Regions from separate parts of the Mus musculus genome. Here region 2 is linked to region 1. Evidence: chromatin contacts called from ENCODE Hi-C or POLR2A ChIA-PET data. All regions are on one chromosome and are shown on one strand. The core of a region is the stretch at or near the end of the contact, and the rest is flanking DNA. Distances in the headings are between cores, read along the strand shown. Region 1 holds the start of Yes1 (YES proto-oncogene 1, Src family tyrosine kinase). Region 2 holds the start of Prr14l (proline rich 14-like).

Region 1 (6,438 bases), core at 1,628-4,127:
TAAAATTAATAACACATAACACCTCTCAGAACATTAAAATAACATAAAAATCAAGAACATTTGGAAGTGTGTGGTATTTTCTTTTTTTTTAACTTTTTTTTATTAGATTTTTTTGTGTGAGTGTGTGTGTGTGTGTGTGTGTGTGTGTGGTATTTTCACACACAAACTAGTATATGATATTTATGATGCAAGAAGTCTAAACCTGTTAGCAAAGAAGAGCCCAGGGAGTGCCCTTAAGCTAGACACCAATGACTAAAATTTTTAATCAACAGGGAAAAGATTAAAGGATGTGACAGGAAACCAGATTATCTTGAAAATTATTAACTTAACCTAAGCACCTTCTATACTGCATTACATTCAGGCTTCTTAAAAATATTTTTATGTAAAATATAAAACCCAGGTAACAAACACACAAATGTATGAGCTCATAAATTAAATTAAAACTAACACCTCCAAGACCCCAAGGATAGAAGCATCACTTCCTTGTAGTTTTTTTTTTAATAGTTTTATCACTTAAATTTGCATCCCTAGACATCAGAACCTAGCAATGCTCTTCAAAAAAAAAAAAAAAAAAAAAAATCTGCTCAGGTTTCTTTCCTAAACAATGGTAATAAGTAATAAGACTAATAAATGATGCTCACACCAACCTGAACCACTAAATTGGAAGCTCAATATATTTTTTTTAAAAATTACCAAGGCTGGAGAGTTGGCTCAGCAGTTAAGAGCATTGACTGCTCTTCCGGAGATCCTGAGTTCAATTCCCAGCAACCACATGGTGGCTCACAACCATCTGTAATGGGATCTGATGCCCTCTTCTGGTGTCTGAAGACAGCGACAGTGTACTTATATAAATAAAATATATTTTTTTAAATTACCCACAGTAGTATGCTATTACTGTTAGAACTATGCAAATTTGAACTGTAAGTAAACAAGGATTTAAACAAGTATACAAGTAGTAATATTTCACTACTCTTTTAGCATATTCTTTTATTTATATATGCAATGAAATAAAATTTTATTTGCAAAGACAATGGGTTTTTTTGAGAATTTCTTCAACTAAAAACAATTTTTGACTATATATTAATATTATCCTTTGGCCATGAGATAAATTTCACACCTATCCCAAGAAGACAGGTCAAGGCTGTAATTTCACTTTCAGTTGAACAGAAAGGAGTCAATTTTGTGGTTTGTGAAGTCAGCAAAAACTAGCTACAAAATTAAAGGTATAACATTACCGTAGTTTTATGGCAAAGCACACATTTTAAAAGCTTTTATTTTATCCTGGAAATATGGAATATAAACAGTCTTGTATCTAAGTTTCAATCAAAGGCAATCTTCTCCCTCCCCTAAATTTAGGACCTACTGAAATGTCAACCAGCATCTACATTTTCACTGAGGTTTTGCTGGTATTCAAAAATAAGATATAGCTAAATGCATTTAGCAAGCGGAAAAAATTCCTGAAGAACAACTTTCCTACAGTTGTATTCTCTCTCATATATGTTGCATATAAGAACTTTGGCTTTTAATTTAACACTCCCTATCTGCCCACTCAAAATGTTTCTAGTCCACACCATTGTGCTGGTTAATAGAGGTAGCACACATTTGGCCTTAAATTGAGTCACACATGCACACTTAATAACATTTTCATTAGTGAGTAATTTAAATTTAGAAATTTAACAGGATGTTTAAACTCACTTTCAATTGCCAATTTTGGTCAGTAATTTTACACGAAATACATGAATATACCATACCGAAATATCCTGTGAAATCACATGTAAAAAACACAGCTGTGGAACACACAAGAGAGGTACAAAGTTATGTTTCAACTGCATACTTTTCGTTTATTTACTTTGATAACTGTCATTTCCACTGCTGTTCCAATCACTTATGCAAAGAATAACTACATCAAAACTACGCTATGCCCCATTCACAATCCCTATACCAGAAACGATATTCCCACTTTTTAAAAACAACTCTTTCTCAAGCCCAATAAAGCAAAAGCTGGAAGCAATTATCAAGAAGCAAAACACAAACAAAATTTTCGTTGACACAGGAGGACAGAGAACCGAACTCACGGGGAGGCGGAGTGGCAAGGCACTTAAAAGTGGCCGCTGATTGTAACACGTCCCAACACCCTCAAACCCAAACAAAGGAAAACTTTATAAACAGGTCGTGGTTTGCAATCAAACCAAGTACAACCCGCCGCTCACCCGCTCGCTCCACGAGTTCCACTCCTCGCTCCAGACAGTTGCTGCGGGCGTCCGGCGACACAGACCTCCAGCCGCTAGGACGAGAAGGGGCCGCTGCCCTACCCTCTGGTCCTCATTCGGGAGTGACCCCACGTCCTTTGGGGTGGAGGGTGCAGCGGCGGCACCACATAGGCTGGACCACTATCCGGACTCCCGCAGAATCGGGAAGTACTGGACAGGGCGGAGACCGAGGCACTGGGCAAGCAGGTAGTGAGCCCAGGAGACGAGACACTCACGCCCGCCAGCCAGACCGCGGGAGGGGAGAAGTTTCTCCTCAACTTCCAGACTCCGGGACCAGTAGGCGGACAGCGGCAGGGGCGGCGGCGCCTCGAGAAGCCCGGGAGCAGGAGGGTGGATGCCGAGGCCTAGAGCTGCCCGGTCCGGGTCAGCTGCCTACGTCGCGAGGCCACGCCGCGAGCTTACCTGAGTCCGGCCGCACTCGCACGGGTCGCCGCGGGGAGAAGGCGGCCGGCCGAGGTGGACGCCCGCGGGTCCCTCTCCCTTCTCCACCTCCAGGTCGCGGGGCGCCAGGAGGCAGCGACGGCGGCGCAGCCGGCCCGGGACGCTTTACTTGAGGAGGAGGGAACTCCCGGACGCCCGCACCCCGCGGCCTCCCTCTCTCCTCCTCTCGCCGCCGGCCCCGCCCCTCCGCTCCGGATCGCGCGCGGGGCGGGGGTTGCGGCTACCTGCGCGCGCCCGCTCACCGGAACTCGCGCTCTGCTGTCTGCTGGGAGCGCCTTCCGGCGCGGGAGCTCTGCGCGGGGTCCGCGGGCCGCTGGGAGGCCCGGCCGTGTCGTGCCTGCCGGCCCAACATGGCGCCAGGGGTCAGGCGTGCTCCCGAGGGGGCGTGAGGAGAAAGCAGCAGCGGCATGTGGTTCCCTGCCTTGCCCGCACGCCGACTACCGCAACGGGCGAAGCGGGGCTCCGCCTGGCTCACCGAAACACTGAGGGGTGTGGGGCTTTGTTTTCGGAGGGTGATCGGGGTTGGGGTTCTTTGGAGAAAGGTTGACTGTTCATTTCTCAGCTTTGTGCCTCCGCACCCTTTGTCACTGATAGTAAAATCACAGTCGAACCGCGTGAGCCATCAGGGCAGTGCTGACACCTTGGTTCTCGTCTGGCCGCAGAAGCTTCCTGTTGACTGTAGGTCGAACCAGCCTTGCCGCGCGAGTAGAACCGAACCTGAGTTGTGTTGGCAATTCTCCCAGGAATGGTGGCTCTCACTTAGAGTGGGACAGCATTGTATTTGATCCTCGTAATAGGGAACCCGGACAGGCACTGTGACTCTTCTTGACAGCTATGAAAGCTGACGTTTGGGCCCCTTGAAGTGAAGAAGTCAAGATGAAAGGTTTTTTGTTTGTTTTCCCTCCGAAGGCCTTGCATCGTTTTTTCTGCTTGCCTTGTAGAAAAAGGAAGGGTTTAGGAGGAACTGAGGTACAAGATTGAGAGGGTCAAAAGACAATCTAGAAGTACTCCTGCTAAAGGCACGTCTGCCTTATCACACTCTTAATTTCCCTTTTGTATTTCCTCTTTGGTGGGGTTATTCGAAGTATTAATGTGGGACTGTTGGTTTCCTTTGTGGTTTTCAGAGAAATTCAGCATCATCTTTGACATATCAACTCCGTCAGTAGTCTGGTACTTTAGCAACTTAAATGCACACAGCTTTAAAAAGTTTCTTCAGAGAAAGGAATGGGAATCCACATGAACAACTATGTGTGATGTAGCGCGGTGCTTTATTTTGCCATTGACTGGTGCATTAAGGGGTTTTTTTGTTTTGTTTTGTTTTTTTTTTTTTTTTGTTTTTTTGTTTTTTTGTTTTTCTCTGTATAGCTCTGGCTGTCCTGGAACCCACTTTGTAGACCAGGCTGGCCTCGAACTCAGAAATCCCCCTGCCTCTGCCTACCAAGTGCTAGGATTAAAGGCGTGCGCCACCACCGCCCAGCAAGTTTTTTCTTGAAACTAGAACGTTAGTTACTTGAGCTGTTGCCTTTCTAAACCTACAGATAAAATAGAAATATATTTGTGACCCTAAACTCTCCCAATTTAAAAGACAACAAACAAAAACCCTCTCAATGTTAGTCTAACCTGTTTTGAATTTGTTTTATATTTTATTTTGTTTTACTTTGCTTGCTTTTTTGAGACAGAGTCTTGTGTAGCCCAGGATAGCTTTGAACTTGCTGTGTAGCTGAGGATGATTTTTGAGCCCCTCCTTCTCCTGTCTCTACCTCCCAGTTTCTGGGGTTACAAGTAGGTACCATCACACACAATTTCTGTACTTTAAGGTAGGGAGAGAGTATCAAAAATACACCTACAACTTAAAGGTTACATTTAATGGCTATTTTAGAAATATTCTTAAAGATGGTGACAGGATCTGGGAAATTTTGCTGGGAAATTTTGTTGTTATAGAAACTAGTCATAGCTAAAACCCTGTTTCTGAAATGGTCAGGTGAGTGTCGGCTCATGCATCCCTCTTCACAATGTTACAGTGTGTTAAGACCTATCTTGAAACTTCTGGGAAAATCAGCCCTAGGAAGGAAGGGGAAGGCCAGTGGAAAATTTGAACTATATTAGGTATTTCTAAAACTAAGGTGTTCTTACTTATCAAAGTTGGCTGGAAGTTTGAATTATTAGAAGTTGAACTGATGATGACCAATGGAACCTATGATTCTGCCTGGAAATGTTCTTGCTTAGAATAAAGTGCTTTCGGGGAGAGATTTGCCCACTTCACTAAGGTCCTGGTAATGAGTTTTTCTTCCTGCAACAGTGGGAAGCCATGCACTGTATGATCTCCACCATCCCTACTACGAGACAGACTTTTCTTTTCTTTTTTTTTTTTCCTTTTAAAGATTTATTTATTTTTATGTGAGTACAGTGTAGCTGTTTTCAGACACACCAGAAGGGGCGTCAGATCTCATCACAGATGGTTGTGAGCCACCATGTGGTTGCTGGGAATTGAACTCAGGACCTCTGGGAGAGCAGCCAGTGCTCTTAACCGCTAAGCCATCTCTCCAGACCTAGAAAGAGTTTTCAAAGATAACTTTTACGCGCTAGGAGCAGGATGTCCTTGTGTACACATGGCATGTATCTGTGCTGTCCTGGCTTTGCCTTTTCCAGCTGGCCATGCCTACTCCAAGCCCCACCCAGAAAGAGCACAAGAACCATCCTAAGCTAAGATTTGTAGGTTCAGGCATTTCTTCTTTAGTGTGAGGCTCATTATAACAAACTCTCTGAAGCAGTACAGTTCATTACTTACTCAAACTTTGTGTTTTCATAACCTTGTAGTGGGCATGGTGGATTTGTTTTCCCTTCCTCTCAACTGACCTTCCTCCAATAAATTTCTTTTCAGCTTAAATTAAGTAGAAAGTCTGTTCTTTGCAAGTAAGAAACTCAATTTAGACCCCAGCTCTTGGGAGGTGGAGGTAAAGAATCAGGAGTCCTAAGCCATTTACTGAGTTTCAAGCTAACTTAGGCTCAACCTGTCTCAACCAAAAGTCCCAGAAAACAAAACTAAAGCAAAACAAAACACAATTTAGCGTCTACTGCTTTGTATTGCTGACTGACTATCACCTCAGCTCTGAGGGCAGGATTTCCTGCTTTCTGTTCAGACTAGGGGTGGGACACTTACAGGGGAACCGATTTTCACAGACAGGGAAGGAGTAGCAGCACAGCCAGAGTGGAGGCAGGAACTTAAAGGAGCCCTAACATAGTAATGTGATTCTTGCCAGGCACAAGGCTGACACATCCTAAGTGAGGCAGTCAAGGCTCCCAGATCATGGCATCACTTTCCCCCTGAGCACTAACTCAAACCTCAGACTTCTACTCAGCACAATTTTGACAGCAGCTCCTTTCCTTCCATGTGCCATGTTTGTGGTTTCTATAGTTTTTCTTGAGTGTTCTGGCCTGTGTTTTCTGGTATCTGCAGCTGATGTGTAATAACATTGGCATTGCTTCTGGCCTTGAGTTTAACCTCCACTAAGTTGCTTCCAGTTTGCTACTTCTAAGGACTTTTACACATGGGTTAGGAGAAGTAGAACCTAACTTTGCTTAGAGGCAAGAAGTTGAAGTTAGAATGTTTACCAGAGCTGATGGTTTAGAAAAGAAACTAAATCAGGCTCTATCTTTAAAGTTCACTGAATAGGCTCATGAAGCATAAAATATATTAGGGAGCTTTTTATAATTAGATGTTTTCCAA
Region 2 (6,560 bases), core at 67-2,566, 240 kb before region 1:
CAGTCGGGTGCTCTTACCCACTGAGCCATCTCACCAGCCCTAGGGCACATATTTCTAATCCCAGCACTTGGGAGGCAGAGGCAGGCAGATCTCTTGAGTGTGAGACCAGCCTCATCTACAGAGCAAGTTTCAGTACAGCCAGGGCTACAAAGAGAAACTATCTTCAAAACTAAAAATAACCAAACAAAAAGTTGATAGATTTTAAGAGGCTACTTAAAAAAAAAAAAGAAAAAAAAAAGAAAAAAGATGGCGAGCCACATCTAAATAGTGAGTTCCAAGTCAGCCTGGACTACATAGGGAGAACCCTATTGCAATATTTCCTATCGAGAGAGAGAGAGAGAGAGAGAGAGAGAGAGAGAGGAGATAAAAGGATAAAAATAAAAATTTAGTAAGATGAATAATACTTTCATGTGACTTAAGAAAACGAATAAGCCAAGCATGGTCGCACATGCCTATTTTCCCTTTATCCAAAAGGTCAAGGCAGGAAGGTCAAGAGTTGAGGCTAGACTGGCACACATAGCAAGTTTCAGACTTGCCTGAGCTAAAAAGTAAGATCCTGACTCAAATCAAATCCTATGTAAACCAGGCTGTCTTCTGCCTTTTTGGGGTTAAAGGAGCGTGCAGCCAAGCCTTGGTTTCCTCTGCAGATCCTAATCAAAGAAAAGGTAATTTCAATTTTCTTTGTAGACCAGGCTGGCCTTGAACTCAAAAATCCGCCTGCCTTTGCCTCCCAAGTGCTGGGATTAAAGGAATGCCAGGTCCATTGTAATTTCTTCCAGACACTTCTTTAGGTGCTATGAATATAGAGTCCTAAAGAAAACAGACAAGGATGGAAAGAAACAGGCAACACAGATAAAATGAGGTACCTTCAATGCTAGAGAGGCAATGAAACAAAATCAAAGTGTAATCAAATACTTTCCTGGGTTATCTTTTGAATTTCAGTGTGATTAGAAGCAATAGGAGGATGGTGTGACCTAAACCTTTGATTATAGTTATTAGAAGGTCCCACAATCTGCCAGGATGGAAGCAGACAGGGCCCTAGAGTGGCATCTGTCCACCTCAGAGATATGGACCATAGCACTGGTAACAGTCTGAGACAGGAACTGGGTAGAACGATGTGTTTCTCTTTAAGAGTCAACGCGGTGGGGGCGGGGCTGAGCGTGTCTGGAGCTAGCGGAGGGTGGAGGTACCAGCCGGGAAGAGCCGCCCTCCGGATTGCGCGCGCGCCGTGCGGGGGCGGGATCGAGACCCGTCCGCATGGCTGGCTTTGGCCCCGGATGAGGAAGTGCGGTAGGTGGGGGGGGAGGGCACTGTGGAAGCGGTGGAAGCTGGAGCGCCCTCGGGCCTCGGCTCCCGAAGATCTGGTAGAGTTGGCGGCGGCGGGGACAGCAGGGACGGAGGCAGCCGACGCCAAAGTGGAGGGATGAGCACGAGCCGTGGAGGAGGCCACAGGGTAAGAGGCCTGGGCAGTCCCACGACCGCCTGGGGGTCCTCCGCCGGACGGTGCTGACTAAAGGGGGTCCGGGCCCCCAGCCTTTCAGGGAGCCGAAGGGCACCGAAGCAGTGCTGTTAGTGACAAACACCCACAGACATCCAGGAGATCAGGCTCTACGTCCCTGGGAGAAAACAGCTTCTCGGAGTCCTGGTTCCAGGGGAAGGAGGCTCCCATTCAACCTTCATCTGCAGGGGACCCCCAACTTCTCTCTCCTTGGAGAGGACGACGCCCCTTGTTGGTATACGCCTTTCCTCGGCTCTGGTCGATTTGTCAGCGAAGGGAGACCCGTTTATGGTGCCAAGGGGAATTCTTTATTCAAAAGAGCGACCCCCACTTTGGTCAGCGTCTTCCAAGTGAAGGAGGTTCTCAACTTTCCCAAAAGTGACAGAGGTATCCTATCTGCAAGAAACAGATCTCTCGATCCTTTATTTTTCACTTTCACCCCAAGATAGAGGGAGGCCCTGAATTTATGATATCGTAAGTCAGCTTTTCTCCCCTTCCCCCAGTCATGTCCACCAAGGGAGCTTTGGTTTTTGTGTTTTTATTAAGTCTCTTAGTATTGATTGAGCTGCTGCTCCTCTTTTGGAGTGTGATATTTGCAAGTTTGTATCTCCCACTTAACATCCTCATGACCTTGCCTCATCCCCTGTCAGTTGCAGCCCATCCTTAACCTGGGTACTTTTTTTTCTCTGAATTGTCATGAGGGCTCAAGGGAACTTTTGTGGAAAATGCTTGGTGCACAGTGAACGTTTGGTCAGTTGTTAGTATTGATATATTAAGAAAGAAAAGTCATGTCCTCAGAGAAACTGTTATTGGCATGAATGTATCCTCCATCACAAATTGCAACCCTCTTTCCACCAGAAAGGCTTTCCCTGCTCCTAAGATACAGTATTCTTCCTCTCACTTTGGATCTTGCTGTACTCTACTCCCTAAGTTAACAGAGAGCCTTGGTGAAAATCAGGGAAAGAAATAGTAAGTTTTGGAAACATGTTAGCACTTTACCTGTTTATTATTTTGATTTGAGGGATTTTTTTTTTATAGCTCGGGCTCAAACTAGGTAGGTAGTCAAGGCTAGCCTCTAGTCCCCCCAATAATCTTTTTTTTTTTTTTTTTTTTTGAGACAGGGTTTCTCTGTAGCCCTGGCTGTCCTGGAACTCACTTTGTAGACCAGGCTGGCCTGGAACTCAGAAATCCGCCTGCCTCTGCCCCAATCTTTTCTCACTTTATAGGACACTCCTAGTTCAGGCATGCACCACCATGTGCCACTTTATGTTTTGTTTTGAGACAAGCTCTCATGTAGGCTGTGCTGGCTTCAGATTTGCTATGTAGCCAAGCCTCTGATCTTCCTGCCTCCATCTCTTCATTAAGAGTCTTAAGAGGGAAGGAAACGTGGTGCCAGAAGCCAGACGTTCTTTGTCCACCAAATCTGTCTAGATCTCCTCTCTCTTCAGTTGCTTTTGTTGGCAAAAAAAAAAAAACAAAACAAAAAAAAAAAAACAAAAAAACAAACCTTCCCCTTATCTACACATCCTCTTCAGCCTCCAGCTCTCCAAAGTAAAAGACTGTCCTTTTCCAGTATGTAAAGCGTTGTAGATGGCTTCCTACCCCTCCCCCTTGGATAAATACATGAACGTCTTTCATATGTGGTGTCTTTTGTCAGTAGACGTCAAGAGCGTTTTCAGTTTAAGCCTCTGTTGAGAGATGGATTGCTTTTTCTGCATGTTAATAAAAAGGGAAAGGAAAACAGCCTTGATGCCTTAAGAGATTCCCTGCACACACACTTCCCATCTAAGAGCTGGGTCCCGTGTGATGATATTCTTCCTGGTCTTGCTTTCAGTTTGTGTTGAGATCTTGATTAGTGGTTTGTTTTTCCTTTGAGACAGGATCTAGCTATGTAGCCCTAGCTGGCCTAACACTCACTGTGTATCTCAGTCTGTCCTCCACAGCCTTCTCGCGTTGGCCTCTTCCTGAGTGTTAGAACCACTGGTGTGAGCCACCACTCCTGGTCTAGGGAGGGCCTAGTAAAAGATTCTTCTTTTTCTGTCCCTCAAGAGGAGGCCTCTTCTCCAAATTCCCTCATGGAAGAATTGGATACAGTGTCTGAATGTCCCTTATGGAGGGGCTGGCTGCAGGATCTGAATCTTTGGAAAAGAAAGCCCTTTTCTCAAGGTGAGAGGAGTGCTGTGAACTCAGGGCGTGATCATTCTTGTGAGTCTTGTTTCTTGACACAAGCATGGCAGTGCTCACTGTTGTTAACAGGGTCTGTACATTCCAGTTCAAGAGGAGGGATTATTGGGGCATGGAGTTTTTCTGATCTGCTTTCTTTGTTTGTTTTTCCCTTTTTTCTTTTTTCTTCTTGCTTTACTGCTATCAAGTTTTGCTTCCAAAACTATTGTTTTGCGGAAACGCTGAATGATGAGACATGTTGGCATTGTGGATTTGGGGCAGCGTGGTAAAATACATTCATTCTAATGACGTGGGGGGTTGTGACGGTCCACCTTTACTGGCTTTAGTCAGGTTTTTGATTTTTTGGTAGGGTAGGAGTTCAATTACCCAAAGACACGCTGAAGAAAACCTTTGTGTCTATAGTATTCCTAAATTGCCGTAAGTGCCCCTGAGCACCTATTAAAGGAAGGCATTAGCTTGAGTTAGCTTGAGCCCTGTACCCTGGTTGACACCTGTCTGTTCTATATACTGAAGCAGAAAGGAAAAGAGGGAGGTTGTCCTTTCCATCCTGGGGTTTTCTCAGGATTACTTTAGCTTGGTCATTTTGCATGAAAAGAATAGGCCCAGGAAAGTTCATTTAAACTGAAGACTTTGAGATCCTGTAGCTAGTGAATGGAGTCAGAGTAGGGAGGGACACTGGCTCTTGCCTTGGACACCAGAAGGTTGAATAACTCCCTACAGAGCTTTGCATTTGACACAGGTGGGAGGTCAGTTTAGTCTCAGCTCAAAAATATTCTCTCTTCCTCCTCCTTTTCTTCACCCTCCCTTTTGTTTTGTTTTGTTTTATTTTAAACAAACTTGGTTTGTTTTGAGACAGGGTCTCCCTGTATAACCTGTTATTAGACTGTGTAGCCCCAACTGGTCTAGAAATTTGTGTTTCCCTGGTATAGGGGTGGCAGGCTTGTTTTATGAACATCATCTTTTAGTAGAATAATTTTACTTCATATTTTGTACAAATGTCACTTATTTTATAACGTCTAAAATAAATCCATTTCCAAAATAATATAATACATATTTATACACATGGCAAGAGTAATTTAAGATTGATTTTTAAATTTTATTTTTTTGTTTTTTTGAGACGGGTTTCTCTATGTAGCCGTGGTTGTTTTGGAACTTAACTCTGTACACTAAGCTGGCCTTGAAGTTACAGAGATCCATCTGTCTGTCTCCTGAGTGCTGGGACACTCAGGAGATGTGTGCAACCACAGCCTGGCTTTATATTTTATTTTATGTATTTGAGTGTTTCACTTGCATATATGTCTGTGTACCATATGTGTGCCTGGCACCTGGAGAGGCCAGAAGAGGGCATCAGATAACCTGGAACAGGAGTTATATTCAGTTGTGAGCCTCCATGTGGGTGCTGGGAATGGAACCCAGATCCTCTGGACTAGCCATCTCTCCAGCCAGGTAAGAGTCATTCTTAATGGGTTAATTTTTGCTCAAAACTTAAACTAGATAATGACTTGATATTCTTCTCTAGTAGCTTGGTTATAAGCATTGAGAAGGTTTAAGTTGAATTTTATAAACATGTTACTTGTTTGTTCTCTCTCTCTCTCTTTCTGTTTTTGTTTTTGCTTTTGCTTTTTTTTTTTTTTTTTTTTTTTTTTAAGAAAGGGTTTCTCTGTATAGCCCTGGCTGTCCAGGAACTCACTCTGTGGACCAGGCGGGCCTCAAACTCAGAAATCCTTCTGCCTCTGCCTCCCCAGTACTGGGATTAAAGGCGTGTGCCACTACTGCCCCATGTTCTTTCTTTTTACTACACAGTTACTAAGAATCTAATTTAAAACCGTTGATAGCCGGGCAGTGGTGGCGCATGCCTTTAATCCCAGCACTTGGGAGGCAGAGGCAGGCGGATTTCTGAGTTCGAGGCCAGCCTGGTCCACAGAGTGAGTTCCTGGACAGCCAGGGCTATACAGAGAAACCCTGTCTCAAAAAAAAAAAAAAAAAAAAAAAAAAAAAAACCACCACCAAAAAAAAACCAAAACCAAAAACAAAATAAAACCGTTGATAGTTAGGAAGGAGGCTGACAGTGAGAAGACTGATAAAATAAAAGGCTGATCTTGCTAGTTTTTAATGGGTTTGCTACTAGTTATTTATTCACCAGACTTTTGCATTTAGATCTTGGGGAAAAAAAAAAAACACATAATATAGGGCTTACTATTTGTTGTTAGCTAGTTTTTGTTTCTTTTTAAAGATTTATTTACTTATTTATTTATTATATGTAAGTACACTATAGCTGTTTTCAGCCACACCAGAAGAAGGCATCTGATCTCATTACAGATGGTTGTGAGCCACCCCGTGTGGTTGCTGGGACTTGATCTCGGGACCTTCGGAGGAGCAGTCAGTGCTCTTAATCACTGAGCCATCTCATCAGCCCTGTTAGTTTGTTTGCTTGTTTTTTGTTTGGCTGGTGTTCAAATGCTGGGCCTTTTATCTTTGAAACTAGTGCTTTCCACTGAAATAACAGCTGAGATACCATAATCACTAAAGAACAGTATTCAAATGAGTTACTGTTGAGCTTATCACCCAGGCAACTCTGTTAATGCATGCTTCTTTGGGGGGGATTTTAAGGCTAGTTCTCATATAACCCAGGCTGGTCTAGAACTCTCTGTGCAATCTTAGGAGTTATCTTAACTCCTCATCAGCCTGCCTCTGCTTACGTGTGTGTGTGTGGGGGGGGGGGGGGGTGTGTGTGGCCAGAAGAGGAATTGGATCCTCTGGAGCTGGAGTTATAGGAGACTATGTTCGTGATGTGGTTGCTGGGAACCTAACTCTGGTCCCGTACAAGAAAAATGCACTATGAACTGTAGAGTTGTGGATCTTTCATGTTAGGCATGCA

What was found. Hi-C counts contacts between places; a loop is a spot of excess contacts on that map. ChIA-PET counts read pairs that join two places held with the same protein, here RNA polymerase II (POLR2A).
Region 2: a loop to region 1 is called in a map of heart, with 2.4 times the contacts of the local background. The contact joins the promoter of Prr14l here to the promoter of Yes1 in region 1. A Hi-C loop is called at or near these places in 2 of 37 maps with a recorded cell type or tissue (both heart). POLR2A ChIA-PET finds 5 or more read pairs at or near these places in 1 of 5 experiments (embryonic stem cell).

The regions. Positions count from the first base shown.
Region 1 is chr5:32,607,610-32,614,047 of GRCm38, reverse strand. It overlaps Yes1 (YES proto-oncogene 1, Src family tyrosine kinase), which reads right to left and starts at 2,877. Exons shown (of 12, transcript NM_001205132.1): 1 at 2,673-2,877. Gm10461 reads left to right here. Exons shown (of 2, transcript XM_030254958.1): 2 at 1,996-5,598. The coding sequence ends at 2,824.
Region 2 is chr5:32,848,986-32,855,545 of GRCm38, reverse strand. Prr14l (proline rich 14-like) reads left to right here and starts at 1,316. Exons shown (of 11, transcript NM_194340.2): 1 at 1,316-1,453; 2 at 3,548-3,664.